2 separate regions of the Homo sapiens genome follow, and region 1 is linked to region 2. Evidence: chromatin loops called from intact Hi-C (ENCODE). Cell type or tissue: HepG2. All regions are shown on one strand. Each heading gives the region's core, and the rest is flanking DNA. Links, peaks and the distances in the headings are about the cores only.

Evidence for each region. A loop is a pair of places that touch in the nucleus more often than their neighbours do. Peaks named below come from ENCODE experiments on the same cell type or tissue, not always from the same donor. Only the 100,000 strongest peaks of a DNase experiment are listed, where the experiment ranks them.
Region 1: a loop joins it to region 2, with 5 times the contacts of the local background. A loop is called at or near these places in 21 of 110 quality-filtered maps.

Annotation. Positions count from the first base shown.
Region 1 is chr2:53,982,925-53,999,069 of GRCh38, forward strand. It overlaps a transcript of ACYP2 not described here. Among named protein-coding and RNA genes, the nearest start is that of PSME4, 20 kb to the left of the region's middle. RefSeq lists a silencer at 4,656-4,705. In HepG2, for the core only: no CTCF peak of the experiment used is centred there; DNase peaks (open chromatin) are centred at 4,577 and 6,777.
Region 2 is chr2:54,036,650-54,052,794 of GRCh38, forward strand. It overlaps a transcript of ACYP2 not described here and the pseudogene HMGB1P31. Among named protein-coding and RNA genes, the nearest start is that of ACYP2, 71 kb to the right of the region's middle. In HepG2, for the core only: no CTCF peak of the experiment used is centred there; DNase peaks (open chromatin) are centred at 7,542 and 11,682.

The DNA of each region.
Region 1 (16,145 bases), core at 3,178-11,177, 54 kb before region 2:
CAACCTATAAGTTAGCATGAAATATTCCTTTTCGTAAAGATCCATTTCTGCATGGGTCCTATTATCATGGAGCTCACTGGTTAGAGAGGGGCAGCCAGACAGTAAACAACTCACTTCACAGGTACTTAGTTATAATTTTATTAGATGCTTTAATAGGATAAATGTTGTTCTGGTTATGTAGAACAGGGGTACCTGGACTAGGATGCAAGGCCTAGACCAAATTCTTTGAGGAAGCAACATTTGATGAATGAAGACTTGTGGAGAAGGATGATTAGAAATGATTCAGCTAAGAAAATAGGCCAGGCACAGTGTGGCTCACGTCTGTAATCCCAGCACTTTGGTAGACCAAGGTAGGAGGATCACTTGAGTCCAGGAGTTCAAGACCAACCTGGACAACATGACGAAACCCCATCTCTACAAAATATACAAAAATTAGCTGGGTGTGGTGGCATGTGCCTGTAGTCCGAGCTACTTGGGAGGCTGAGGTGGAAGAATCACTTGAACCCAGGAGATTGAGGCTGCAGCGAGATGTGATTGCACCACTGCCCTCCAGCCTAGGCAACAGAGCAAGACCCTGTCTCAAAAAAGAAAAGAAAACAGTACGAATGGAAGCTTGAGGTAGAGGAAGAATTTGGCTTGTATGAGAAATTTAAAAAACACCCATATGCTTAGGGAGCGAGATTAAGAATAGTATATACGGCTGAAGCAGAGTTAGATCACGTAGTACCTTGTAAATTGGGTTAAGAATTTTGGATTTTTTCCGAAAAGCTGCTTCAGATATATCAATACAGTGCTATGGGTAGTAACCAAATACTTGGAGGAAGTTGAAGGGGTGACAGCTGGCTCATCAAGTCTTGCAAGCAAGTTAATAAGCATATCCCCAGCAGAAGCATCGGTTTGTAGAAAGACCAAGAGTTTTCAATGGGCCCAGTTAGGCCAGGAAACAATGAGTACAATGTGATAGGAACACAGAAAATGTATATCATGGCAAGAAAAGAGACAAGAAGGTAAACTGAGGCCAGATTACAAGCAGTCATGGATGCCTTCCTAAGGTGCTGGATGCTGGGGGTTTATCCTGTAAGCATTGAGGTAGGGGCATGACACAAGGAGGCTTGTGGTTTAGAAAGATGACTCTGGGCATTTTCATCATCATCACCATCATCATCATCATAACAAAGGTACCCAGCACATTGAAGAGGCAACCAGTGGTGGACAGTGAGGTGCTTTAGAGGTAAATGATGAAGGCTAATAAATGCCTTAGTAGCTAGCAATTAGGAACAAGAGCTAATTTAAACTTCACACCAAAACTAGGTGAGGAAATTATAGCCCAGTCCCACCTGAACATAGATGGAGAAACTCAACAAAAATTCTGGCCAGGCGAGGCAGCTTATGTCTGTAATCCCAGCACTTTGGGAGGCCGAGGCAGGTGCATCACCTGAGGTCAGAAGTTTGAGACTAGCCTGGCCAGCATGGTGAAACTCCATCTCTACTCAAAATACAAAATTAGCTGGGTGTGGTGGTGCATGCCTGTAATCCCAGATAATTGGGAGGCTGAGGCAGGATAATCTCTTGAACCGGGGGGGTGGGGGTTGCAGCGAGCCGAGATCGCACCACTGTACTCCAGCCTGGGCAACAAGAGCAAAACTTAAAAAGAAATTCAAGTGAATTGAATCCAGAAAAGTGTGTGTATGCATATATTATATATTATATATATAGCATATATATAAAATATATGTAGTATGTATATAAAATACATTGGGACCAAGCAAGGTTTATTGCAGGTACACAGGGCTAGTTCAATGTCAGAAAATCTACCAATAAAATTCACCACCTTCATGCAAGACAAACCAAAACAAAACAAAACAAAACCCAACATCTTAACAAATGTTGTAGGATGAATGCAGAAAAAGCATTTATTAGTCCATGATAACAATTTTTATCAAATAAGAAAATAAAAGTGAACTTCTTAAAACCTGTTAAAATGTTTATCAAGCTCTGTACCTAACAATGAAACTTTGGAAGCCAACACATTAAACTCAAGAACAAAACAAGGATGTTAATTTTATGAATAGATTGGTCCAGGTTACACAGCATTAATAAACAATCCCAAAATCTCAGTGGCTTAGGATTTAGCATTTTTTCTTTCTTTTTTTTTTTTTTTTTGAGATGGAGTCTCGCTCTGTTGCCCAGGCTGGAGCACAGTGGCGCAATTTCCGCTCACTGCAAGCTCTGCCTCCCTGGTTCCCACCATTCTCCTGCCTCAGCCTCCCGAGTAGCTGGAACTACAGGCGCCTGCCGCCACGCCCAGTTAACTTTTTGTATTTTTAATAGAGACAGGGTTTCACATTTAGGCAGGATGGTCTCGATCTTCTGACCTTGTGATCCGCCTGCCTCAGCCTCCCAAAGTGCTGGGATTACAGGTGTGAGCCGCTGCACCTGGCCAGGATTTAGCATTTTTTTCATACTATATTCCATCTCAGGTCAAAAGGGGATCCTGCTTCATGTTCTCACTTCAGGACCCAGGCTGATGGCTATCTGGAAAATACCCAACAGAAATGTGTGTACGTATATACATATATGTTCTCCAAAAGATATCTACTTAAATGTTCATAGCAGCACTACCCCAAAGAGTCTAAAATACAGAACTATCCAAATACCTATCAACATATCAACAGTATAATGGATAAACTGTGTTTATGTTTGCACAATGAAATACCACTGCTTTAGTTGGGATATTTGACCCTCCAAACCTCATGTTGCAATTTAATCCTCAGTGTTGGAGTTGGGGCCTGATGGAAGGTGTTTGGGTCATGGGGGAGGATCCCTCATGAATGGCTTGATGATCTTCCCATAATGATGAGTGAGTTCAGGCTCTATTTGTTCCCATGAGATTTCACCTGAAAGCGAGCTGTTTAAAATAGCCTGGTTGACCAGTGCTCAGTGGCTCATGCCTGTAATCCCAGCACTTCAGGAAGCCGAGGTGGGAGGAGTACTTGAGGTCAGGAATTTGAGACCAGCCTGGCCAACATGGTGAAACCCCATCTCTAGTAAAATACAAAAAATTAGCTGGGCATGGTGGCGTTCACCTGTAATCCCAGCTCCTCGCAAGGCTGAGGCAGGAGAATCCTGGAGGCAGAGGTTGCTGTGAGCCGAGATAATGCCACTGCACTCCAGTCTGAGCAACAGAGTGAGACTCCATCTCAAAAATAATAATAATAATAAAAATAAATAAATAAAATAAAATAGCCTGGCACCTTCCCTCTTTCTGTTGCCTCCTCTCTCACCATGTGCTCTCTGCATATGCTGTCTCTTCTTCCCCTTCCACCATGAGTGGAAACAGCCTGAAGCTCTCACCGGAAGCAGATTCCCGCACTATGCTTCCTGTACAGCCTGCAGAACCTTGAGCCAAGTAAACCTCTTTTTTTTTTTTTTGATGGAGTCTCACTCTGTTGCCAAGGCTGGAGTGCAGTGGCATGATCTCAGCTCACTGCAACTTCTGCCTCCTGGGTTCAAGCGATTCTCCTGCCTCAGTCTCCTGAGTAGCTGGGATTACAGACACACAGCACCACACTCAGCTAATTTGTGTATTTTTAGTAGAGATGGGATTTCACCATGTTGGCCAGGCTGGTCTGGAACTCCTGACCTCAAGTGATCCTCGGCCTCCCAAAGTGCTGGAATTACAGGCGTGAGCCACCAAACCCGGCCTTTTTTTTTTTTTTAGATGAAGTTTCACTCTGTTGCCCAGGATGGAGTGCAGTGGTGTGATCTTGGGTCACTGCAACCTCTGCCTCCTGGGTTCAAGTGATTCTCCTGCCTCAGCCTCCTGAGTAGCTGGGATCACAGATATGCACCACCATGCCCAGGTAATTTTTGTGTTTTTAGTGAGAGACCGGTTTCACCATCTTGGCCAGGCTGGTCTTGAACTCCTGACCTCAGGTGATCCACCTGCCTTGGCCTCCCAAAGTGCTAAGATTATAGGTGTGAGCCACCGCACCCGACCAAACCTCTTTTCTTTATAAATTATCCAGTCTCTGATATTCCTTTGTAACAACACAAATGGACTAGGACAACTACACAGTAATGAGAATGAAAAATGCACAAATACATGCAACAATATGGATGAATCTTGAAAACAGAATGTTGAAGCAAAATCAGACACACAAGAGCATGTTCTGTATGATTCCATTTCTGTGTTATAACAAGCAAAACTAATTTGTGATATGAGAGGTTCACAAAGTGGTCACACCTGAGGGTAGGGTACAGAATGGAAGAGGACATGAAAAGGCCTTCTGGAGTTCTGGTTATGTCCTGTTTCTCCATCTGGGAGATGGTTACATGAGGGTGGTTAGTATGTTAAAATTCATTGAGCTGTACATTTATGATACATATCTTTTTATAGATGTGGATTATGCTTTTATGTATGTATACAAAGTTAAAAAAAAAAAAAAAGGAAGCAGTTCCAGACTTCTTTACAAAGTGTAGGCTCCTAATTCCCATTTAGCAAAGAGAACAAAGTAGTTCATCTACAGGTTTTTGTGTAAACAGAAGTTTTAGTTTCTCTTGGATAAATGCCCAGGGGTGCAATTTCTGGGTCAAATGGTAGTTGTGTGTTTCATTTTGTAAAGAAAAAACTGTCAAACAGTTTTCTAGAGTGGCTGTATCATTTTACATTCTCATCAGCATTGTAAGAGCAATCCGGTTTCTCTGCCAATACCTGATGTTGTCACTGCTTTTTATTTTAGCCTTTCTGATAAGCATGCCATGATCTCATTGTGGATTTAATTTGCATTCTTCTAATGAGTAATGATGTTGAACAGGAACATGCTTTTATGTGCTTATTTACCATTTTTATATCCTCTTTGGTGAAATATCTGCTCATGTTTTTTGCATGTTTTCTAATTGGATTGCTTGTGGGTTTTTTTGTTTGTTTTTTGGTTTTTGGATTGCTTGGTTTTTAACTGTTGAGTTTTGGGAGTTCTTTATATAGTCCAGATACTACTCTTTTGTCAGATATGTGGTTTGCAAATATTTTATTTCTGTAGTTTGTCTCTTAAAGGGATCTTTTACAGAGCAAAAGTTTTTAATATTGATGAGGTCCAGTTTATCAGTTTTTCCTTTAACGTGTCAAACTTTTATTTAGTGTGAGATCTAAGAACTAGGTTGGGCATGGTGTTGCGCACCTGTAATCCCAGTGACTCGAGAGGCTGAGGCAGGAGGATTACTTGAGTCCAGGAGTTCAAGACCAGCCTGTGCAACATATCAAGACTTCATGTCATATTAAAAGAATAATAATAATAATAATCAAAAACACTTTGCCTAGTCCTAGATTCCAAAGTTCTTTTTCTAAAAGTTTTATAGTTTTCTGTTTTACATTTAAGTCCATGATTCATCATTAGTTAGTTTTTATATGTGGCATGACATTTAGGTCAAGGTTTATGTTTTGCCTATGAATGTCCCAAGTAATTCACTTTTATTTTTTATTTATTATTATTTTTAGACAGGGTCTTGCTCTGTCACCCAGGCTGGAGTGCAGTGGCACGATCTCAGCTTATTGCAACCTCCACCTCCCAGGTTCAAGTGATCCTCTTGCCTCAGCCTCCCGAGAAGCTGGGACCACAGGCATGTGCCACCATGCCTGGCTATATATATGTATATGTATATAAATATATATGTGTGTATTTTGTAGAGACAGGGTTTTGCCATGTTGCCCAGGCTGGCATTGAGCTCCTGGGCTCAAGCAATCTGCCTGTCTCAGCCTCCCATGGTGCTGGGATTACAGGTGTAAGCCACCATGCCTGGCCCATAATTCAATTTTTGTTTTGTTTTGTTTTGTTTTTTTGAGACAGAGTCTCACTCTGTCACCTGGGCTGGAGTGCAGTGGCATGATCTTGGGTCACTGCAACCTCTGCCTCCCGGGTTCATGCGATTTTCCCTGCCTTAGGCTCCTTAGCAGCTGGGATTACAGGTGCGCGCTACCATGCCCACCTATTTTTATTGCATTTTTAGTAGAGACGGGTTTTTGCCATGTTGGCCAGGCTGGTCTTCAACTCCTGACCTCAGGTGAACTTCTGCCTCGGCCTCCCAAAGTGCTGGGATTACAGGCGTGAGCCACCACGCCCGGCCTGTAATTCAGTTTTAAATAACACCATCTGAAGGCCACCAAGAGTCCAGTCCCAGTAGGAATATTCCAAACCCAGTCATTTCTTCTCATCGTTACTCTAACATGCAGTGGAAAGGCTATCAGGCCAGCATGTGCCTGCTGGCACCATCGACTATTGTGATCTACTGTGAGCCAATACTTAAATAAGAAGACATATCTTTCAATAACAAAAAGTCAGATTGGTAGACAATTCTTTTTTTTTTTTTTTTTTTTTTTCACAGACAAGGATTCCCAGGCTCAAGCAATCTTCCTGCCTCGGCCTTCCAAAGTGCTAGGATTATAGGCATGAGCCACCATGCCCTGCCTGACAAATCTTGAGTCAGATATTAGTAAAACAAAGAATATATTTGCCCAGTTCTTTTAGGGCATAGTCCTGCTAAAATGCACCTAATGTGTGTATTTAGGGTACTTATCATAATGGACATCTGTAATTGCTTTTGGCTGCCCAGCATCTGAACCCACTTGCTAGATTCGGGACATCTCCCATTATCTAGGTCTTGGTGGGAAGTAGGCTCTGACCTCTAACTTTAGAAGCCTAAGGGATGAGATTCACCCTCTACTAACTCCCCTGACAGCCTTGTGACCCAGATTTAGCCACTATGTACTTTGTGTCTTGAGTAAGCAATGCCAAGATGAAGGGATGATAAGTGATATTGGATCTGTGGTAGCTCTAGTATTAGCAGTTTGGCATTGAGGCTGTGTTTATTGTGAGTAGTGGCTGCCTACAGTGGCCATTATGTCAAATACTAGAGATGTCCTATGTTGGTGGTGGCAGCAGCATCTCCACCAGACTGTTCCTGCCACTCCTACTCCCTTGGTCCCAGCCAATTGTTTGAGAATGTTTTCATCATTTCTCATCACTTCTGTGAGTTACATAAACCCTTTTCTTTTCTTTTCTTTTTTTTTTTTTTTTGAGATGGAGTCTTGCTCTGTTGCCCAGGCTGAGTGCAATGGTGTGATCTCGGCTCACTGCAACCTCTACCTCCTGGGTTCAAGCAATTCTCCTGCCTCAGCCTCCGGAGTAGCTGGGTCTACAGGCATGCACCACTACACCTGGCTAATTTTTGTATTTTTAGTAGAGGCAAGGTTTCACCATGTTGGTCAGGCTGGTTTTGAACTCCTGACCTCAAGTGACTTACCCGCCTCGGCCTCTCAAAGTGTTGTGATTACAGGCATGAGCCACCACTCCTGGCATATAACACTTTTCAGTAAATTCATCTTCTATTTAATTTAGCCAGAGTTCACTTCTAACAAGCAAGATAGTTGATATATCAAGAATCCTAGCTGGGAGCTGTGGCTCATGCCTGTAATCCCACCACCTTGGGAGGCTGAGGCAGGTGGATCACCTGAGGTCAGGAATTTGAGACCAGCCTGGCCAACATGGTGAAACCCCAAATATACTAAATATACAAAAATTAGCTGGGCGTGGTGGCGGCCACCTGTAATCCCAGCTACTTGGGAGGCTGAGGCAGGAGAATCTGTTGAACCCGGGAGGTGCAGTTTGCAGCGAGCCGAGATGGCACCATTGCACTCCAGCCTGGGAGACAAGAGCAAAACTCCGTCTTACCAAAAAAAAAAAAAAAGAAAAAAAAAGAAAAAGAATCCTCACTTTCAGCAAATTAGCATAAAGCAGTGGTTGAGAGAGCTTCTACTGTCAGAGTTTCTGATTCAGTAGGTCTGCAGATGACCTAAGAATTTGCGTTTTTTTTTTGTTTTGTTTTTTGTTTTTTAAGGCAGAGTCTCGCTCTGTCGCCCAGGCTGGAGTGCGGTGGCGCGATCTCGGCTCACTGCCAGCTCCGCTTCCTGGGTTCACGCCATTCTCCTGCCTCAGCCTCCCGAGTAGCTGTGATTACAGGTGCCCGCCACCACGCCCGGCTAATTTTTTATATTTTCAGTAGAGACGGGGTTTCACTGTGTTAGCCAGGATAGTCTAGATCTCCTGACCTTGTGATCCGCCCGCCTGGGACTCCCAAAGTGCTGGGATTACAGGCGTGAGCCACCGTGCCCTGTCGAGAATTTGTGTTTCTAACAAGCTTCCAGGTGATGCTGCTGGTCAAGTGTTCAAAGGTATGCTGCTGGTCATCATCAGATGTTGTGATTTTATAATTTTCTCTCAAATGTTGCTGAGTAGCATTCTATGAACATACCATAGTTTGCTTATCCATTCATCTGTTAATGGACGTTTTGGTTGTTCCCAGTTTCTGGGTATTACAAATAAAGCTTCAATAAATATTCATGTATAAGTCATTGTATGGACATATAACTACTTTTCTCTTGGATACATACCTAGGCATAGAATGGCTGGTGTATGTGTAACTTTTTTTTCTTTTTTTTTTTTTGAGATGGAATTTCACTCTTTCGCCCAGGTTGGAGTGCAGTGGTGCGATCTTGGCTCACTGCAACCTCTGCCTCCTAGGTTCAAGTGATTCTCCTGCTTCAGCCTCCTGAGTAGCTGGGATTACAGGCATGCGCCACCACACCTGGATAATTTTGTATTTTTAGTAGAGACAGGGTTTCTCCATGTTGGTCAGGTTGGTGTCGAACTCCCGACCTCAGGTGATCCACCTGCCTCAGTCTCCCAAAGTGTTGGGGTTACAGGTGTGAGCCACTGTGCCTGGCCGTATTTCATCTCATATATTGATTTTACCTCATTCACCCTGCTCCAGGCACTCCGACCTTCTCTCAATTTTTTTTAAGTTTTTTATATTTATTTATTTTTATTTAGCGATGAGGGCTAAGTATGTTGTACAAGATGGAGTGTAGTGGCTATTCACAAGTGCGCTCATAGGGTACTGCAGACTCGAGCTCTTGGCCTAAAGCAATCCTCCTGCCAAGCCTCCCAAGTAGCTAAGACTACAGGCACATGACACCACACCCAGCTTCTTTCAATTTCTTGATCAAGCCAAGCTTTTTCACAATGTAAGAGCTCTTGCCCCTCTTTCCCTCCTTCCTTCCTCCCTCCTTCCCTCCCTCTTTCCTTCCTTTTTTCCCCTTCCTTCCTTCCTTCCTTCCTCCTTCCCTCCCTCCCTCTCTCCCTTTCTTCCTTCTTTCTTCCTTCCTTTCTTTCTTTCCTTCCTTCCTACTTTTTTTCTTCCTTCCTTCTTTCTCCTTCCTTCCTTCCTTTCTTCTTTCTCCTTCCTTCCTTCCTTCTTTTCACCAGTGTCATAGTAAGCACTTACTTTTAATTTTAACCTAGTGAGTGAACCAAGCACTTAAATTTACTCTAAGTGCAATGGAAACCTATAGACAAGTTTTTAATCAGGAAAATGATATAAATTGATTTAAACTTTCAAAAGATCTCTCCTGACTCTGAATGGACTATAGATTATAAGGGGATAAGAATGAAAGTACTGTGACTAATTAGGAGGCGTTTTCAGCAATTCAATGAGAGATGACAATGGCTTGTATCACGGTAGAAGTAGTGCCAACGGTGAGAAGTACTCAGAGATGAGAAATATTTTGGAGGTCGGGTGCGGTGGCTCACGCCTGTAATCCCAGCACTTTGGGAGGCTAAGGTGGGCAGATCACCTGAGGTCAGGAGTTTGAGAACAGCCTGGCCAACATGGTGAAACCCCGTCTCTACTAAAAATACAAAAATTAGCTGGGCATGGTGGTGTGCACCTGTAGTCCGAGCTACTTGGGAGGCTGTGGCAGGATAATCACTTCAAACCAGGAGGCTGAGGTTGCAGCGAGCTGAGACCACACCACTGTACTCCAGCCTAGGCGACATAGTGAAACTCCATCTCAAAAAAAAAAAAAAAAAGTTTTCCAGTGACGGGAAGCAAAAGAAGGAGAAGTAACTTAAAGAGAATACGCATCAGAAAAAAGGTTTTATGGCCAGCCATGGTGGCTCACTCACACCTGTAATCCCAGCACTTTGGGAGGTCAAGGCAGACGGATCACTTGAATCCAGGAGTTCGAGACCAGCCTGACCAACATGGTGAAACCCTGTTTCTACCCAAAATACAAAAATTAGCCAGGTGTGGTGGCACATGCTTATAGTCCCAGATACTTGGCAGGCTGAGGCACGAGAATCGCTTGAACCCAGGAGGCAGAGGTTGCGGTGAGCCGAGATGGCACCACTGCACTTCAGCATGGGCGACAGAGGTTGACAAGAAAAGGTTTTTGCTTTGTTTCGCTTTCTCAGATGAGAGATGCTAGCCCATCTTTGGGATCAGAAATCAGAAGTTATTAGAAAGAGAGAGATGATGGTGTGGAGAAGGAAGGATTAGATCCAAAGGGCAGGAGTGAAATGAAGGAAGGAGGGACACTCCCACTGTTGAAACTGGAAGGAAGAAAAAAAAAGTACAGGTGCAGATTGAATCATAGATTTGGGAATCAGGCCGGGCGTGGTGGTTCAAGCCTGTAATCCCAGCGCTCTGGTGGGCAGATCACCTGAGGTCAGGAGTTCCAGACCAACCTAGCCAACGTGGCGAAACCCCATCTCTACTAAAAATACAAAATTAGCTGGGTGTGGTGGTGGGCATCTGTAGTCTCAGCTCCTCGGGAGGCTGAGGCACAAGAATCGCTTGAACCTGGGAGGCAGAGGATGCAGTAAGCCAAGATCATGCCACTGCACTCCAGCCTGAGCGACAGAGTGAGGGAAAAAAAAGGATGAAAAAAAAAAAGATTTGGGAATCAAAAGATAAGCTATTTCTGGTAGTCTCTATTTTCCCGGAGAAGTAGGCAACACCCTCAGTTGGGAGTAGAGGGTTGTGGAAAAGACGTGGAAGTTCAGAGAAAAAAAGTAGAAAGTTGAGAATTTGTAAAGTAAGGAAGAAAATAATTTGGGAAAGAGGATGTATAATATAGGAAACTGGGCCAGGCACGGTGGTTCACGCCTGTAATCCCAGCGCTTTGGGAGGCCGAGGAGGGTGGATCACCAGGTCAAGAAGTTGAGACCATCCTGGCTAACACAGTGAAACCCCGTCTCTACTAAAAATCGTACAAAATATTAGCCAGGCGGCTGGGCGTAGTGGCTCACGCCTGTAATCCCAGCACTTTGGGAGTCCAAGGCGGGCGGATCCCGAGGTCAGGAGATCGAGACCATCCTGGCTAACACGGTGAAAACCCTTCTCTACTAAAAATACAAAAAATTAGCTGGGCGTGGTGGCAGGCGCCTGTAGCCCCAGCTACTCGGAAGGCTGAGGCAGGAGAATGGCCTGAACCCAGGAGGCGGAGCTTGCAGTGAGCAGAGATCGCGCCCCTGCACTCTAGCCTGGGTAACAGAGCAAGACTCCGTCTCAAAAAAAAAAAAAAAAAAAAAAACGAAAAAAAACAAAATATTAGCCAGGCATGGTGGCACGTGCCTGTAGTCCCAGCTACTCGGGAGGCTGAGGCAGGAGAATCACTTGAACCCAGGAGGTGGAGGTTGCAGAGAACCAAGATTGCACCACTGCCCTCCAGCCTGGGTGACAGAGTAAGACTCAGAAAAAAAAAAAAAAAAAAGAGGAAACTGGCAGGAAAGAGGTCATGCTGGGGTGGACTATGAGAGGCAATAATTCGAAATTATATCGTGGAAATGCTTCAACCTCTACCAAGACCTACTTCAAAAGGAAAATCTTGTGTTGAGTAGCAGTTAAAAATGGAATAAGATATCAGACCTTCAACCAAATAGTTCTTAATAGCTCAAAACTACTATAGGATAGCAATTTTATTCCCAAATTATTCTAGAACTGAATATCTGAAACTCAGTGACCAAAAGCCAGTCAACCAATCTTCCACAGCCTAATACACACACATAAAATATACCTCTGGCATTACATTATAACTTCCCCCATCAAACAAAACAGGAAGAGTGGTTATGTTGGGCTGATAGTGTAAGATGGTCTGTCATGTAGCGTTTCCGTTATATTCTGAATTTGAGTTGGTATACCATGTGACAGTTCTTTATATATATGTTTTCAACACCGCTATGACAAGAGTGTCTTTCTGTTTTTGCGTCAGTGTCTCATGAAAAGAAGACATAAAGAATATTCAAAAGAAATTTTAAGAATCTTTGTTATCTGAAGGTCGTATCTTTAGTGCATGTTCTGTCTCTCATAGTTGCTAAACTCTAGCTGCAGCTCTTCTCTCAGAGAACTGCTCTGTCCTGCCCATCTATCCCATTATGACTTTCAGTTGTGAGATGAAGATATCTGTTTGAGAAAAAAAATTGGTTCCTCTAAATAGAGAAATGTCCAAATAGCTACTTTAGTCTCTTCTTTAATCTCAAGTTACATCAGAGAAAAGATTTCAGCATGTATAAAACATCCATATCTACAGTGACCTTGGTGTTTTTCTCAATGCATAAATCATCACATTTCTTCATTTTCTAGTGCATGAAATAATTAAACTTAAAATATCTTCTTTAATTCTAGACACAATTAATTCAATGCTATTATTTTTTATTTATTTATTTATTTTTTATTTATTTATTTATTTATTTATTTATTTTTGAGACAGAGTCTCTTTCTGTTGCCCAGGCTGGAATGTAGTGGCATGATCTCAGCTCACTGCAACCTCCGCCTCCTGGGTTCCAGGGATTTCCAGCTAATTTTTTTATTTTTAGTAGAGACAAGGTTTCATCATGTTGGCCAGGCTGGTCTCAAACTCCTGACCTCAAGTGATCTGTCTGCCTCGGCCTCCCAAAGTGCTAAGATTACAGGTGTGAGCCAGCTCGCCTGGCCTCAATACTATTAATTTTTTACTTATGTAAATTTTGTAGGGTGTAACTTCCCACATATTTCCAAAGCGTTTTTATATTTAACACTAAAGACCCACAATGGGCTGGGCACGGTCGTTCACGCCTATAATCCCAGCACGTGGGGAGGCCGAGGCGGGCGGATCACCTGAAATCAGGAGTTTGACACCAGCCTGGCCAACGTGGTGAAACCCTGTGTCTACCAAAATTACAAAAAATTAGCTGGGCTTGGTGGTGGATGTCTGTAATCCCAGCTACATGGGAGGCTGAGGCAGGAGAATTGCTTGAACCTGGGAGGTGGAGATGGCAGTCAGCCTAGATTGTGCCACTGCACTCCAGCCCGGGCAACAAGAGCGAAACTCTGTCCCCACCACCCAAAAAAAAAAAGACTCACAATGTACAAACGGCTATTCTAGGCATAGTTGGTTCTAAGAGAATAAGATTCCTTGATAGATACATCCAGCTTTTCTATTTAGAGTTGTGTAGTTTTGGGTCCTTCAGGAAGCAGACACTGAAATAAAGTTGGAAGTGCAAGAAGTGTAGGGGGTGGAATGGTGATGGGGATGTACACCTATGAGAGATAAAAAAGGAGGATGGAGGATTGGGTAAAGAAAGCCTTCAGATCTGGATGCTGATCTGATATCTGTGAAAGGAAAGAGGGGAGTAAAGAGGATTGGGCCAGGAGAGCCTGAGACTTTGATATATATTGAGCAAAGTCTCAGCCTACTTAATGGGGAGATGAAGAGCAAAGATTGCCTGTTAAGAGAAGTTTTGCAATGGGTAGAACTGGTCCTGTTAATGCTGCCATGATCAGCCACTGGTATGGGCTGCCTGGGAAGATCATAACCTCAGCTTGCTGTGGTAGATTCCAAAGGTGCTGCAGCTGATGGCCATTAGCTAAGTGTATTCTTTCAGCTAAAAGGAGATCCAAGCAATGTACTTTCATGCCTGCTACATCAGCTGTGCCCCTTTTGCTAATATTGCTCTCCTCATGCATTTCAGATCTATGCTTCACAAGTACAGAGCACAGACTGTTGCACTGTCTCCTAATTCTTCTTCTTTGACCATTCCCTCATCTCTGTATTAAATACTTTTAGCAGATTAATCTTTCTAAAAGATCATTTTTACCTTGTCAGTCTTTTGCTCAAAAATGTTGCGTCTCCCTATTATGTACAAAATAAAGCCCAGACTATTTAGGCTGATACTCAAGGCTGACACACGACTAGCCCCAATCTACCATTCTGTTTTTATATAACTTTGTGTCCTCTGTGGTCAACATATGTGGAACCTATTCACTATCTCCCCAATATTCGTTTGTATTTACAGATCTCTTGTTGCTCACATAATACCTTCTACCCCATTTGACAAACCATTCTCTCTTCTATCTACCTATCAAAACCAAACCTATCTTTGAAGGATTACATTTACTCTCCTATAGAAAGTATGGTAGGTATACTATAGTACAGTATAGTATTGACCCTTCCTCAGAAGTATATCAATATGTCTCGCCCTTGTTCATATTTTTCCTTCTTTTTAAAATTATTATTATTGTTTTTTGAGACAGAGTTTTGTTCTGCTGCCCAGGCTGGAGTGCAGTGGTGCAATCTCAGCTCACTACAACCTCTGCCTTCCGGCTTCAAGTGATTCTCATGCCTCAGCCTACTGAGTAGCTGGGACTATAGGCATGCACCACCAAGCCCGGCTAATTTTTGTATTTTTAGTAGAGAGAGGGTTTCACCATGTTGGTCAGGCTGATCTCGAACTCCTGACCTCAGGTGATCCACTCTCCTCGGCCTCCCAAAGTGCTGAGACTATAGGTATGAGCCACCGCACCCGGCCATATTTTTCCTTCTTTTAGTACTCAAGTTTTAATGAGGACATATCTCTTTTTCAGCTCTATGTCATTTCCTTTGGTGTAATAGGAGCACAGTGTTTATACTTAGCAACTACTCCATGACTGAATTAAGAGATAGATGGGGAATAGATTAAGAAGCCACTACAGAATTGCAAAAAATAAAATAAAATAAAGTGAGTTAAAATGTCAGGGTAATATAGGAAAATACATTGGGAAATGAAAAAACACTCCATGTGACTGTTTCACGGAAATGAATGACCCTCTTCCTCTTCTGTTTCTTTCTTAGGTAAAGACTAGGGCAGAATTCTATACCCAAGGTTCAGACCTATTGAGGCTATTTATGAATAGACTTTGGTGGTGTTTGCTGATCAAAAACTCTTTGAAATGTATAAAAAAACTTGTATACACGTGTATTTGCATTTTTTCTAGGAATAGGATCTGTCTCTTTTATCTGAGTTTCAAGGGGTCTGTGATCATAAAAGGATTTAAAACAACTTGACCAGAATTTGGGGCCTTAGAAGAGAGGTCAAGTAGTGTTGAACAAGATTTGGCAAGTAGTAGGTCACTGGTAATCTTAAAGAAAATAGATTCTGAAGAATGAAGAAAGCAGAAGCCCATGTCCCCAGGAATTGAAGAGTGAGTGGGTGGTGAGGATGTGGAGGTAGCCGATACAGACTTTTCCTCCCAGAAATGTATCAGTGAATGAGAATAAATCTGTATGATAACTTAAGCAACTATAGGATCAGGGGAAGGGTTTTGTTTGGATGGGAGATACTTGAGCATATTAACAGAAAAAGTGAAAGAGGATGATTAATAAACGAATTGGTTGGGAAAGTGTCTGGGTAGTCTGGATTTATGCTGTGGCAACAGACCCAAAATATTAGTGACTTAACACATAAAAGTTTATTTCCAGCTGGGCACAGTGGCTCATGCCTGTAATCCCAGCACTTTGGGAGGCTGAGAGGGGTGGATCGTTTGAGCCCAGGGGTTCAAGACCAGCCTGGGCAACATAGGAAGACCCCCAGTGCTACTAAAAATACAAAAATTAGCTGGGCATGGTGGCCTCCACCTGTATTCCCAGCTGCTTGAGAGGCTGAGGATGGAGGATGGCTTGAGCCTAGGAGGCAGAGGTTGCAGTGAGCCAAAATTGCACCACTGTACTCCAGCCTGGAGGACTGGGTTTAAAAAAAAAGAAAAGAAAAAAATTTCCCTTCTAATGCAAACTCAAGTAGAGACTGCTGCCCTCCATGCTGAGATTCACGAATCCAGGCTGTTTCATTCTTTGGGCTCTCTGTTCATGACTGAAGGGGAAGAGACTAGAGTCATGTGGAGGGATCCCACGGCCACTGTTCTGAAGTGACACCTGTTACTTCCATGCAAGTTTCATTAGTGAGAACTTGTCACATGGCCATGCTTAATTGTTGGGGAAGGGTAGGCAACTGTAAAGG
Region 2 (16,145 bases), core at 3,840-11,839:
TGTCTTCTGATGGTGAATTGGCTTCTCTTTGCCTTGACTTCAAGGAGAAAATGCACAAATTAGGCAAGCAAGAAAATTCTGGTCCATGTGAGAGTTTAATTTCTCATTGTAAATGAATAAAGTGGCATTTGAATGTCTAGGATCTCTCAGGGCCTACACCCAGGACATTGGCGGGACTGTTTCTGGACCATATCCTGAAAACTGGACACCCAACTGTGGTGCTCTGTTACCTCCTGCGTGGCCCCTGCGGTCTTCCCTGGATGATGCCTTGACTGCTTCATGGTCAGGTCCCTCTCCTCTGATTTCTAGATCACTCATTTAAGAGGACTTAGAGTTGTGTGAAGTAATGTTGTCCCTAATTAATATGTATATAATTTTACATTGAGTTTCTGGCCAAAGGACCTAACTCCTATTTTTTAATGTAGAGAAAAACTCCTTTAGAAAATATTTCAATGGACGTTAGAATTTTGTTTTGTTTTTTAAGACAGAATCTCGCTCTGTCACCCAGGTTGGAGTGCAGTGGTGCAATCTTGGCTCACTAGAACCTCTGCCTCCCAGGCTCAAGTGATCCTCTGGCCTCGGCCTCCCAAATACCTGGGATTACAGGCGCCCACCACCATGCCTGTCTAATTTTTTTGTATTTTTGGTAGAGACGGAGTTTCACCATGTTCCCTGGGCTGGTCTCAAACTCCTGTTCTCAAGTGATCCACCTGTCTCAGCTTCCCAAATTGCTGGGATTACAGGCATAAGCCACCATACCAAGCTTGTTTTGTTTTTTTGAGACAGAGTCTTGCTCTGTCACCCAGGCTGAGGTGCAGTGGCACAATCACGGCCCACTGCAGCCTCAACCTCCTAGGCTCGAGCAATCCAACCACCTCTGCCTCCTGAGTAGTTAGGACCACAGTGAACCCCTATGCCTAGTTAACTTTTAAATTTTTTGTAGAGATGAGATCTCACAATGTTACCCAGGCTAATCTTGAACTCTTGGCCTCAAGTGATCCTCCCCCCTCACCCTCCCAAAGTGCTGGGATTACAGGGGTGAGCCATAATGCCCGGCCTAAAACATGCTTTTAATTAACTTTAAAAAAGTGAATAAAATATATAGTAAAATCGAAATCAGAGTGCTTTTGAAACAAATGAAATGTAAGACTTTTAATAAGCTAGGTGGTTATCAATGGTCATATCAGAAGATTGAAAATATCAACATTATAAATATCAATAAACTATGAGAAACTTGGAAATTCTTTCAGGAATGTGAAGGTGACTTAGAGCTAGCAGGTGCTTTTCACTGTGTGCATCATGCAGATTGGAATAAATATTTCCCCAGGGTGTAAAAATCTCCGAAGCTTTCTCTCCTACACAGTGAAATTACTACAATTTAATATTCAGTGTTACCAACACCTTCCCTTATATAATAAGGAAATTAAAGCATGAAGTAGGAAAAACAAGCTGGATATATTGAGACAACTCTGGATCAACACTTCCTGGAAGGTGGGAGGACAGATTTATTCTAACCTCTGAGCGTCCTGATTCAAACATTTGTTCGGTTGTCCTTGGCCTAGGATGCCCTTATTTTTGGCCTGGTAGACACCTCCTCATTCTCCAAGATTCACATTAAGTTCAGCTTCTCTGTGAAGGCTTCTTTCACCCTAAGGGTAAGTTGACCCTTTTCCCGTCTTCTTTGCTAACACTGCATACTCTTTGTTTTTTTTGCAAATATATCTTACTTTCCACTATATGTGAGCTTCTTGAGGGCAGGGATTTAAATATATATATGTATGTATTTTATTTACTTAACATAGTACTTACTAAGTGCGTGGTGCTATTCTAAGCACTACATAAGTTATTGATCATTTAATCCTTGTAATAGTCCCATGAGGCTTATTATTATCTCCATTTTGTAGATGAGGAACCTGAAGTGCAGAGTGTTCAGTAACTTTATTCCTCTCTGTTTCACCAGAACCTAAAGGTGATTCTTTGCATACAGTAGGCATTCATTCATTCAATAAATCTTTATTGAATACTATATATATATATATATATATATATATATATATATATATACTCTTCTAAGTGCTAAGATACAGCAATGAAAAAAGATGAAAAAACCCCCACCTTTTTGGAGCTCACATTTTGGTTGTCAGAATAGGTAAAAAAAAAAAAAAAAAGATAAATAAAATAAACATTTGTTCCATAGGTGGCAATAAATTCTGCAGGAAAAAAAAGTAAAGCCAGTAAGTGGGAAAAGGAGCTCTTGAAATTGCAATTTTAGATGGGTTAACAGGGAAGGGCTCACTGAGAAGGAGATATTTGAGGGAAGGAGTTGAGTGAGTGAATGAGTGAGTCATATCTGGGGGAAGAACATCCCAGGAACAGCTAGTACAAAGGTCCTGAGGTGTCTGGAATGTTCAAGGAACAGCAAAGGGTGGGGAGCGTGCTCCTATAATAGAACAGGGAAGTGGGAAAGAAGTAGAGGGTGAGGTTGGGAGAGAATGGGCAGTGAGCAGAGCATGTAGGGCTTTAAAATAATTTTTCAAGTTGAACTTTTACTAAAAATATCTTTGGAAGTTTTTTTTTTTTTTTTTTCCCCAGCCTACATCGTGCTTTAATTTTTTTTTTCTTTTCTTCTCTTTTTTTCTTTTTCCTTTTTTTTGGCGGGGGGGGACAGGGTCCCACTCTGTGGCCCAGGCTGGAGGGCAGTGGTGTGATCTTGGCTCAAGCAACCTCTGCCTCCCAGGCTCAAGCGATCCTCCCGCCTCAGCCTCCCTAGTAGCTGGGACTACAGGTGTGCACTATCATGCCTGGCTAATTTTTGTATTTTTTCTAGAGATGGGGTTTCATGATGCTGCCCAAGCTGATCTCGAACTCCTGAGCTCAAGCAATCCACTCACCTTGGCCTCCCTAGTAGCTGGGACTACACGTGTGCACTATCATACCTGGCTAATTTTTGTATTTTTGGTAGAGATGGGGTTTCATCATGTTGCCCAAGCTGGTCTCGAACTCCTCGATCCACCCACCTCAGCCTCCCAAAGCTCTGGGATTACAGGCATGAGCCAGCACATGCAGCCCTTTGGAGGGCTTGGAGGGTTTTTGAGCAGAAGAGTGATCTTCTTGAATTTATGTTTTTATCGGTGTCACTCAGGCTTCTGTGTTTTATATTTGTTTTCTTTTGTGTGTGTGTGTGTGTGTGTGTGTGTGTGTGTGTGTGTGTGTGTGTGTGTTTTGAGACAGGGTCTTGCTCTGTTGCCCAGGCTGGAGTGTGGTGGTACAATCATAGCTCACTGCAGCCCCAAACTCCTGGGCTTAAGAGATCTTTGTGCCTTGGCCTCCCAAAGTTCTGGGATTACAGTCATGAGCCACTGTGCCTGGCCCAGGCTTCTGTGTTGAGAAGAATCTCAACATGTCAAAGATGGAAGCTGGGAGACTAGTTTGGAGGTTCCCACAGTAATTTAGGTAAAAGACAGCAGTGGTAGTAGTGGAAGTGGTGAGAATTGGTCAGATTCTGGACATATGCTGAAGGTTAATCAGACAGATCTGCTGATAGGTCAGATGTGAGGTGTGAGAGGAAAAGAAGCATCCAGTATGACTTCAAGGCTTTGAACTCTGCAACTCGGGAAAAGAAGAAAAGGAACAGGATTTGGTGGTAGGGCAGTGACAAGCAGCAATCAGGAGTTCAGTTTAGGACTTGTTAAACTTGAGATGTCTTTTATTCAAGTGATAATATTAAGGAGGCAGCTGGATATGTGAATCTGGGGTATAGGGGAGACATGCAGACCGGACACTGTTAGCACATCCTAGATGATAGTTCAAGTCATGAGACTAGAGGAGATTGCCAAATGAGTCAGTGAAGATGGAAAGCAGAAGAGGTACAAGGGCTGAATCTTGGGATGCTCCAAGTTTTGGAGGTCAGAGAGATGAACAGGACCTAACATAGAAGACTGATAATGAGCAGCCAGAGAAATAGGGGAAAGATTAGGTAAGTGCCCTTCTAAAAACTATATGGAAAGTGGTTCAGGAGGAAAGAGTAATCACATTCTACTAACTGATCAAGTAAGATGAAAATTAAGGCTTGGCTGTTGGATATAGCAACAGGAAAGTGGAGGAGATCTTGATGAGAGTGATTTAACTGAAGTGGATTGGATAAATAACTGACTATATTAGGTTTTAGAGAGGTACTGGACATGGGGAATATAGACAACCCCTAGGAAAGAAAGAAATGGAGGTAGTAGCTGAAAGAGGAAGTGAGGTCAACAGAGGGTTTTTCAAAAATGGGAGAAATAGTGTTCATAGATAGGTGGAAAAGATCCAGGGGAAAGGGATGAGCTGATGCAGGTGATTGAGAGGAGAATTGCTGGAGTGATGTCCTTGAGTAGGTGGTGTCTGGTTCACAAGGAAAGCGGTGGCCTTTTCTTTTCTTTTTTTCTTTTCTTTTCCTCTCTCTCTCTTTCTTTCTTTCTTTCTTTTTTTTTGTATTTTTTGTAGAGACAGGGTTTCACCATGTTGCCCAGGCTGGTGTTGAACTCCTGGCATCATGCAATCTGCCTGCCTCAGCCTCCTAAAGTGCTGGGATTACAGGCATGAGCCATCACGCCCGGCCAGCGGTGGCCTTTTCTAGGGGCACAGAGTGTTCCTCTACAGTCACAGGAAGGAAGCCCAGAATATGGGCATGATGCAGCGGTGGGTGTTTGTGGGAGCTCTCTTCTGATTCATTCTATTTTCTCAGTGAAATAGGAAGCAAGGGCATCAGAATGATGAGGGGAGGTGAGTAAGTATTTGAGGTTTGAGGACAGAGAAGGTGTGAAATAGTCACCCAGGAGAGTGGGAGAATAAAAGGGCCAGGGAAATTCAGTGTGGTTGTTAGCAGCATTAAGGGCTTACTCAAAACTTATGATCATGAATTTAAAGTGAGATCTCTTAGTATGGTTTGGTTCTTCACTAGTTGCATTTGGCTGCACAGGTGTACGACTGGACTATGGGGAATGTTTTCTTCAACAAAGGTTATTGTTTATTCAAGTGAGTATCTCAGTGTCAGAGGCGGCAAGGGAGCTGAGGGTACATGCAACATAATATAAGTGAGTTTAAGCTGGGTGAGGTATCAAATGAACGCATACATGAAAGAATAAATTGTTTCCCCACTTAGAATGCATTTTTTTCTTTTTAGAGTGGGGTCTTGCTCTGTTGCCCACGTTGGAGTACACTGGCACGATCACAGCTCACTGCAGCCTCAACCTCCTGGGCTCAAGCAATCCTCCCGCCTCAGCCTCCCAAGTTGCTGGGACCACAGGCATGAGACACCTCACACAGTTCTGGAATTCATTTTCTGTCTCCGGTCCATTGCTTCAAACTCACTTTATTCTTTCTTTTTTTTTTTTTTTGAGATGGAGTTTCACTCTTCTTGCCCAGGCTGGAGTGCAGTGGCACGATCTTGGCTCACCACAACCTCCGCCCCCGAGTGCAAGCAATTCTCCTGCCTCAGCCTCCCAAGTAGCTGGGATTACAGGCATGCACCACCACACCCTGCTAATTTTGTATTTTTAGTAGACACAGGGTTTCTCCATGTTGGTCAGGCTGGTCTCGAACTCTCAACCTCAGGTGATCCCCCTGCCTTGGCCTCCCAAAGTGCTGGGATTACAGGCGTGAGCCACCACGCCCAGCCCAAACTCACTTTATTCTTAATAGTCCATATAAGAACTGTACCCCCAGAAAACAAGCTTGGTGTTAAGCTATAAACGTTGCTCTTGGCTCAGAATAATTTAAGAGGAGCAAATCTTATATCATAGGTCATAGAGTACAGGGGTTATTCTGTTTAAGTTTTTCCTTAGATTGTTTAGAATTCTTCTTCCATTCAAATTTTAGCTTATTCTGGGAGCAAAACACACTGACCCAGGGTAGATGCTGGAGAGTGACTCACAGAAGTTTCCACAAACATACAACTTTTTTTTATTTTTCTTTTTGGCCAGGACTCAATATTTTTATTAGTGTCTGGTAAATGATATTTGAGTAGATCCTAATTAGGGGTGTGTGTCAAGGGGCACGATGGTGAGGGGACCCTTATTCCCTTTGGGTCCCTGTTTGGCTTCAAATTTGTATTCAGCAGGCCGAAAGAGAGGCAAATGTTACCATCTGTCCTTGGCCAGGGAAAACATATTTACAATGCAGACTCTCGTTTCACGAATCCAAGTTGGAGATCAGAGAGAGAACCAAGAAGCAACGTGGAAGACCAACCAATCTTTCTTAGGAACCTAAACACATCAGCACACCCACCATTTCCACCTCCCTATAATTTAAATATAGCACAAAATAAATGCTCTGTCTACCTTGCTCTACATAGCCATCAGTCCATGCGTAGCATGGCCACTCCCTGACCAAAGCCTTGTTACTGTATGTGGCCAGGGACCTTGGTTAATATGGGGTGTGTGTGGGGTGTGTGTGTGTGTGTGTGTGTGTGTCTGCTATTTTAAAACTAGTGGCCTAAAAATAGTTGTGTACACATAGAAAATGCATGCTGGTTGAGTGGTTGAGTTCAGGATTGCCAAACCCCAGAACTCTTAGCCTGGGAGGATGGCAAGTATAATATATCTTATTCTATTACCTGAATATCTTAACCAAGGGACAATCAAAAGGAATCCAATATACAGGCACTCCTACTCAGACCAGTGGTTCTCAACAGGGGCAGGACCACTTTTTGGATATGGTTTGGGAATTACGGATGCATTTTTGGTTATCACAGTGATTGAAGGCATGCTCAGTGGCATTTGGTGGCTGGGGCCAAGACTGACAGATGTGTGGAACAGTTCCATAGAACAAAGAAACTGTTCTGCCTGACTTTCAAATGCCCTGCAGGGCATTGATATGAATGAAAAATCTATCTATAATTATTTCAACTTAGACCCTAACTCCAGTTTTATTTCTTCTTTATTTTACACTTATGACATTGTGCTAATTAAAAAATTTTTTCCTGTGTGGAATTAGATTATATGATATATGAATTTCATTTAAAATCATGAAGGCGATGTTTTATTATATAAAGGGGATAATGGGTCTGATATGATGGAGAACTACCATGCTGGTTACTTATATGTATCCAGACATCCTTCCATGGCAAATTTACACATTATCTATAACTGCATCTAACCTTATTCATAAAAGGCAGCGATACATCAACCCCTGCAGTCCACATTTAAATCCTAAAGTGTGAAGAGTCTCGGCTGGGGGCTAGCTGTGATTCCTCCTCCTTATCCCAATTAGGAGGAAACTAAAAACAGGAACTACCCACATTTTTTAGGGAAAAGGGAATCACAGTAAAAATGTATGTGAGGATGAGAAATAAGAAGCTCCAGCTGGTGAGAAGAGCAAGGGAAAGGAGAGTTCGGGGCTGGGCATCAAATTAAGTGGAAAGCCCCATCAAGGACAGAGACGAGATCTCTCTTCTAGATCTCCATCTCCAAACACTCCCCTGCAACAGATGTACACACAGAGCCCATTGTTTTCTCTAGAAATGTAAACTGCACGTCACAGTTACTCCATACACACCACAAACAGACTCCCTTTGTTCTCAGGATATGTGTTGACACAAGAATATGTCATCCTCTCAGCTCCAGACTTTCCACTGAATAAAGGTGCCAAGGGAAAGTTTTGGAAAGCTTTTCAAAAGAAGATCTACGGCTGAGTGCGGTGGCTCATGCCTGTAATCCCAGCACTTTGGGAGGCTGAGGCGGGTAGATCACTTGGGACGAGGAGTTCAAGACTAGCCTGGGCAATATGGCGAACCCCCGTGTCTACTAAAAATACCAAAAGAAAAAAAAAAAAAGCCAAGTGTGGTGGCACAGTGCCAGGCTGAGGTGGGAGGATCACCTGAGCCCGGGAGGTGGAGGTTGCAGTGAGCTGAGATTACACCACTGCACTCCAGTCTGGGCAACAGAGTAAGACGCTGTCCCCCACTCCTGCCCGCCCCTCTCAAAAAAAAAAAGATCCTGGGAGGCAAACGGTTTATTAATCAGGACCCTACAATTACAAGGATATGAGGCCTTTTCCCATAATCAGGGTGAAGCAGCTACAAATAATCACAGCAGGAGGGAGTAATGCATGACACCACCATTTTTTTTTCTGCAATGACTTCCTGTCACATCTGCTGCCATGTTTTATGCTAGAAACTGCAGTGGAAAGTGGCTGAAGGTTTGTTGTTGTGAAACCATCCCTATAAACTTTACAAAAATTAATCAGAAAAGAAGGGAGGGACAGAAATAAAAATAAACCAAGTTTGCAGCATATTCAGCATTTATCATGAGGTCAGCTCACTCTTTGACCTGCTTCCTCATCGTCATTTAGTGCCTGTTGTATTAGAATTTCATAGATCCTGTTACAAGATTATAGTGTCCCTAAAGTGCTTTATAGATAACAACTTGAACATTATAAAATGTTAAGTTTTCCATTTGAGATATTCCTTCAGGTCCTGCATACCAATGAAACTACTGACATCAGCTGGTCTGAACGACCCCAAAAGGAGCTGACTCACCAAAGAATGCAGTTTCCACATCCTAATGATTTCATCCCCCTTATTCCAACTGATCAATGACCCCAGTTTTCCAGGTCCTCGCCCTCCACGATCCCCTTAAAAACCCCAGCCTACAATTCCTTGGGGAGATGGATTTGAGGGTCTCCTCCCATCTTCTTACTCAGCACCCTGCAACCATTAAATTCTTTCTCTGCTGCAAACCCTCCTGTCTCAGTGTATTGGCGTGTTACTATGCAGTGGGGATACGAAACTGTTGGTCTTATAACAGTGTTTTGTTTTTAAGAGAGGAGCAGGCTAATTAAAAGAGAGGTTTTAGGGACCAACCAAAGAGAAGGCTTGACATTGAAAACTCATAAAATTGTGGAACACTGGCTGGGCATGTTGGCTCACACCTGTAATCCCAGCACTTTGGGAGGCCGAGGCGGGCAGATCATGAGGTAAGGAGATCGAGACCATCCTGGCTAAGACGGTGAAACCCTGTCTCTACTAAAAACACAAAAAATTAGCTGGGTGTGGTGGCAGTCGCCTGTAGTCCCAGCTACTCGGGAGGCTGAGGCAGGAGAATGGCGGGAACCTGGGAGGTGGAGCTTGCAGTGAGCCAAAATCACGCCACTGCACTCCAGCCTGGGTGACAGAGTGAGACTCTGTCCCAGAAAAAAAAATTGTGGAACACTTTCTGCTGCTCAGTATGATGTGAAATCTCAACAAGCAAAAGGATTGGCTAGGCTGGGAGCAGTGGCTCAGGCCTGTAATCCCAGCACTTTGGGAGGCCAAGGTGGGTAGATTGCTTCAGCTCAGGAGCTCTAGAACAGCCTGGGCAACATGGCAAAACCCAGTCTCTAAAAAAATACAAAAATTAGTTGGGCGTGGTGGCACATGCCTATAGTCCCAGCTACTTGGGAGGCTGAGGTAGGAGGATTGCTTGAGCCCAGCAGGCAGAGGTTGCAGTGAGCAGTGATCATGCCACTGCACTCTAGCTTGGGTGACAAAGCCAGACCCTGTCAAAAAAAAAAAAAAAAAAAAAAAAAGGTCCAGGCGCAGTGGCTTACACCTGTAATCCCAGCAATTTGGGGGGAGGCTGAGGCGGGTGCATTACTTGAGGTCAGGAGTTCGAGACCAGCCTGGCCAACATGGTGAAACCCTGTCCCTACTGAAAATACAAAAATTAGCTGGGTGTGATGGAACACACTTGTAATCCCAGCTACTCAGGAGGCTGAGGCAGAAGAATTACTTGAACCTGGGAAGCGGAGGTTGCAGTGAACCTGCAGTGAACTGCAGTGCCATCGCACTCCAGCCTGGTGACAGAGCAAGACTGTCTAAAAAAAAAAAAAAAAAAAAGGTTGCTTGAGAAATACATGTTGTTTGTCTCCAGGCTGAATCTGTATCTCTCATGGATCAACATAAGACCTCTTTCAGTGGAGATACGGCCTCGACAAAATATTTGTTGAATTAGGTTGAGGCATGGGGATAAGGCCACAATGGAGGAAAGTGATATGAACAAAAGCAGGGCCAGCTTCAGGGGTGTATGACCTGTCCAATCACACAGGGCCCTGTGCTTAGAAGGGCTTGCACCCGTTGGTTCAATGCCTCACTATTACCATCTTGAAATTATTAATAATTTTTGAATAAGGGGGCAACACACTTTCATTTTGCAATGGACCCTTCAAATTATATAGCCAATCCTAATCAAAAGAGTGAACATCTGAGTCTGAGAGAGCTGGGTTCAAATCCAAGTTCTACCATTACCTGGCTGTATAATCTTGGGCAACTTATTTAACCTCTTTTCATCAGTAAAATAGGGACCATGATAGTGTCTACCTCATAAGGCTGTTGTGAAGACTAAAATAAACTATATTGCAGTTTTCAGTAGATATTATTCGTGTTATCATCAGTGACAAAGATTTAGATGACATTGCAAAGGCACCAAGGCACTAAGGCACCAAGCAAGGCTGGATAACTGTTTTCTAAACCCATTTTTGGGACAGATTTCTGCTCTGGATGTATATAATTGACGTCACCATCTTGTGGCAAGACAGGCCAAGATAATTTTCCTAATTGCAGGCTTCACTGACACATTTTGTGCCAGAACCGCAGGAGAGTAGGTGTTATTTCAAATCTGTGAATCATCACCACACACTCATGCATGGCATATTTCTTATAAATTTAAAAGAGTTGAACTCTAACCAAGATAATGGAGACATTATTTTAGAATGTAGAAATATGCCCATATAAAGGCAACTTGCTATTGAAAATACTTCTGCTGCGTGGCCCTGTCGAGTCATTTTATTTGCCATACAGTTATTGAATGCAATATTCCCAACCAAAGAAGGTGCAAATCAAAAAATATCACCAGACCCATTTTACTAGGACTACATACTAATTACCACCTTGCCATGAATAAATTGATTGTATTGTATTAGAATATGGTTTGGGCTAAGTTAGGAATGAAATGTGGAGGTGAGGCCAAATGGAAGCATATTTTTCCTTTTTGACTGAATACCCCCCATTAGTTCCTTGCTTATTACTATAATTAAAAGTAGTCTTTGTCAGTACTTGTTCTTTCAAAATTATTTCTGAAGTTGAGAACAAATTTTTAAAGTGTGAGATGGATTTTTTAAAAAGGTTGTAATACATTAAATATATCATGAACATTCTACTTAGACAAAAGACCGCAGCTACCATACCACGATAAGAAATTGTCTCCTCAAGAGTTGAGTCATGGTTCTAGAAGAAAACTCGTCAATGGCTAGGGAGATAGAATTGACCCTGTGATCTGGGAAGTGAGTTCTTTCCCCCAGCCAAGGCTGGTTCCATGGTTGCAGGTGAAGATCAAGTTGGTCTTCCAGGTCTCACTAAGCATTGTAACCTTGGGCTTCACTCTATTATTTAAGTCATTAGAATCTGACAAATGTAGTATTATTCATTTAGAGATGATTTTTCCTAATTTTATATATATTTTTTGTAATAAAAGTTTTTGTAGGCCAGGCGCAGTGGCTCATGTCTGTAATCCCAGCGCTTTGGGAGGCTGAGGCAGGAGGATCCCTTGAGGCCAGGAGTTTGAGACAGTCTGGGCAACACAGGAAGATGTTGTCTCTACTGAAAATAAAAAAAAGTCAGCTGAGTGTGGTGGCACACCCTATGGCCCCAGTTGCTCAGGAAGCTGAGGTGGAAGAATTGCTTGAACAAGGGAGGTCAAGGGTGCAGTGAGTGGTGATTGTGCCACTACATTCCAGCCTGAGTGATGGAGTGAGTTTTGTCTCAAGAAAAAGAAAAAAAAATTAACCATGTGTTAACAGCTACATAACAAACTTACCATTACAGCCACTTTTTAAAAATTAAATCAATTAGTTAATTTTTTTAGAGATGACAGTCTTGCTCTGTCACCCCACTGGAGTGCAGTATCATAGCTCACTCTAGTGTTGAACTACTGGGCTCAAGGGATCCTCCCACCTCAGCCACCAGAGTAGCTGTGATTACAGGCACATGCCACCATGACCTACAACCATTTTTTAAGTGTATAGTTCAGTAGTATTAAATGCATTCACATATATGGCATTTTTAAAGATATCTTCAGTGCCTAAATGTGCAGAATTGTTTTCAAATCTTTTAGATAATTAATTTAGACACTGACAAGAGGAAGTGACAGACTTGGCTCTGAAATTCCCAGGGACTGCACTTTTAGGGTTTATGAGAGCACCTCATACCAGGCAAGGGTAGGTGCACCTCAGGGCTCAGCAGGAAGCAACAGCAGGGACAAGGACAGAGATTCTCTGAGAATTTGCTATGTGTCAGTGTCTGTTCTGAGATAGGTTAGAAGTAATGAGCTGGGGCCAGGTGCAGTGGCTCACACCTGTAATTCCAGCACTTTGGCAGGCTGAGGTGGGAAGATCACTTGAGGCCAGCCTGGGAAACGTGGTGAAACCCTGTTTCTTCTAAAAATACAAAAATTAACCAGGCGTGGTGGTGCATGCCTGTAATTCCAGCTACTCAGGAGGGTAAGGCAGGAGAATCGCTTGAACCCGGGAGGCGGAGACTGCAGTGAGCCAAGATCGCGTCACTGCACTCCAGCCTGAGTGACAGAGTGAGACCCCATCTCAAAAATAATAATAATAATAATGAACTGACTAGTGCCACCCTGATCTTTTGTGAATCCTTCCACCATCTTATAAGACTGCCTTACCTCCTCAGACACTTGCCCCTGTCAATGTGTCTTTTTCTTCTCCGTGGTTTTATGCTTTCTCTATTGGCTTCCTATCCACATGTAAATATGCTGTTTCCCATTTTAATAAAACAAACCAAACCAAACAAACAAAACCTTCCCTTGTCAAAATCCTCCCTTTTAACTTTACATTCTTTTTGTGTTTGCTTATGCTTTAATGTAGGGTTTCTTTTTTCCTTTCAAAGCTGTGCAAGCATGGGCATGGTTGCAAGTGTCAAATCATTTTCCAAGGCCTTTGACAAAAAACAGCAGTCCTTGCCCCTCTGCTGCTTCTTACTCCCCCCAAACAACTATGAGTACTTTCTATTCTTTCAACCAGTATTTTTTTTAAAAAAGAGTATCTCCTCATCTCAGAATAAGAAGCTTGCTCACATTTTTCCAGCTTTGGCCATTGGGAGCTCTTTCAGATTGGCTCCACATCCCTCTTGTTTTCTGAGCAATTCCTTTCTTCCTGGCACTATACTTACTTTTTGCCAAGCTTATCTTGTATTTTCCCTTATCCAGCCCTAGAATCAGTTATTTTCCAAGGAGCCCTGGTTTCTTTCATTGAAGAGTGGTTTTTGGAAAGCCAAATCTATGCACAAGTGTGCTCATTGCTACTGGGTGGACACTGCTTCTAGGCCTTCTCAGTGGACAGTTAGAAAATAAATGCGTGTATTTCTGTGTACAGCAAGTCCTTACTTAACATCAATAGGTTCTTGGAAACTGCAACTTTAAGCAAAATGACATATAAAGAATCAAATTTTTTTCTTTTTTTTCCTTAGGACCTCATGATGCAACAGTAGAAACCAAATTTTTTTCATGAACAGTCTAAAAAATGACATTTAATGAAACATTATTTGAGGACCTGCTGTATATTGTTTCCTTTAAAGTCGCAAAGTCTTGCAGGTGCTGTGGCTCTTGCCTGTAATCTCAGCTACTTGGGAGGCTGAGGTGGGTGGATCATGTGAGGCCAGGAGTTTGAGATCAGTCTAAGCACACATAGGGAGACTCCCATCTCTAGAAGTCATTAAAAAATTAGCAGATGTGGTGGCACGTGCCTGTAGTCCCAGCTACTTAGGAGGCTGTGGTGGGATGATCTCTTGAGCCCAGGAGTTGGAGGCTGCAGTTAGCATGATATCTAGTGCACTCCAGCCTGGGTGATAGAGTGAAACCCCATCCCTGAAAAAAAAAAAAAAAAAAGAAAATAACTAAAGAAAACAAAATTTTAAACTCGCATATATGAAAGTTCATTCTTTCTACTGTGAAGTTATATGGGTTTTAAAAAATGCATAGTCATGTATACACCGCTCCAGTGCTGGGTAAAACAATTGCATCCCCCTAAAAATTGTCTTTATAGTCTCTAGTTCAATTTTTGATTGCACTTATCAAATTCCTTTGTCTTTTTAAAATTTTATTTATTTATTTTTGAGGCAATGTCTTTTTCTGTCATTGAGGCTGGAGTGCAGTAGCACCATCATGGCTCACTGCAGCCTTGAACTCCTGGGCTCAAGCAATCCTCCTGCCTCAGCCTTCTGAGTAGCTGAGACTACAGGTGTGCACCCAACTAATTAAATTTTTTTCTTTTTTTGTAGATACAAGGTCTCGCTGTTCTACCTAGGCTGTTCTAGAACTCCTAATGTCAAGCTATCCTCCTGCCTCGGCCTCCCATGCTGTTGGGATTACAGGTGAGAACCACCGTCCTTGGTCACAAATTCCTTTAAAGAGCTGTGCAATGGCTCTCACAGCCATTGCAGTACACTGAACTCCATAGAGACAGCACTGGGCAAGTGAGAACCAGACAGGCATTGGGCGACTCTGCCTCACTGAGGAAAAATAACTAAAAATGGGCAAAGGAGATCCTAAGAAGCTGAGAGGCAAAATGTCATCATATGCATTTTTTGTGCAAACTTGTCAGGAAGAGCATAAGAAGCAGCAGCCAGATGCTTCAGTCAACTTCTCAGAGTTTTTAAGAAGTGCTCAGAGAGGTGGAAGACCATGTCTGCTAAAGAGAAAAGTGAAGACATGGCAAAGGTAGAGAAGGCCCATTATGAAAGAGAAATGAAAATCTATATCCCTCCTAAACGGGTGACAAAAAAGAAGTTTGAGGATCCCAGTGCACCCAAGAGGACTCCTTTGGGCTTTTTTTCTGTTCTGTTCTGAGAATTGCCCAAAAATAAAAGGAGATCATCTTGGCCTGTCCATTGGTGATGTTGTGAAGAAACTAGGAGAGATGTGGAATGACACTGCTGCAGGTGACAAGCAGCCTTATGAAAAGAAGGCTGCGAAGTTGAAGGAAAAATATGAAAGGATATTGCTGCATATTGAGCTAAAGGAAAGCCTGATGCAGCAAAAAAAGGAATCATCAAGGCTGAAAAAAGCAAGAAAAAGAAGGAAGAGTGCCAGGCTCAGTGGCTCACACCTGTAATCCCGGCACTTTGGGAGGCCGAGGCAGGAAAATCACCTGAGGTCAGGAGTTTGAGACCAGCCTGGCCAACATGGCAAAACCCTGCCTTTACTAAAAAAATACAAAAATTAGCTGGGCGTGGTAATGCATTCCTGTAATCCCAGCTACTCGGGAAGCTGAGGCATGAGAATCACTTGAATCCAGGAGGCAGAGGTTGCAATGAGCCAAGATCGCACCATTGCACTGGAGCCTGGGCGACAGAGCAAGACTCTGTCTCAATAAATAAATAAATAAATAAATAAATAAATAAATAGAGGGAAGAGGAGGAAGATGAAGAGGATGAGGAGAAGGAGGAGGATGAAGATGAAGAAGATGATGATGCTGAATAAGTTTGTTTTAGTGCAGTTTTTTTTCTTATCTATAAAGCATTTAAGCCCCTTGTACACAACTCATTCCTTTCAAAGAAAAACAATTGAAATGTAAGTCTGTGTAAGATTTATTTTTAAACTATACCGTGTCATTTTTTGTATGGTAAACACACTACTGAACATGTCTTTAGATAACCCTGTCCTGGTGGCATTTTCAATAGCCACTATTGAAAATGTGGCTAAAACTGTACTTTGTCTGGTACAGTATGGGGGTTGTAAATTGGCATGGAAATTTAAAGCAGGTTCTCCTTGGCGCACAGCACAAATTATATATAAGTTATATATGGGAATTGTAATTTTTCATCTTCAGTTGTCTCTGTTGCAGCTTATAAGAAACAATTGCTCTGTTAACGTAATATTACACTGTAATTGCAAAAAAAAGTCGCAGCTGTTCTGTTGACAGTCTGAATGCTTTTAAGTAAATACAATTTTAAAAATGAGTATTGTCCTTAAACAAAAAAAAAGAGCTGTGCAATACTCTATCTGCCACCAGAGGACTTCACTTACATCTGTGCCACCTTCAAGAAAGGCAATAGATTTCTGAGGTTTCCAATTGAAAATGGCTGGAAGGGCTCTGTTAGAAAAATCAGTCATTGG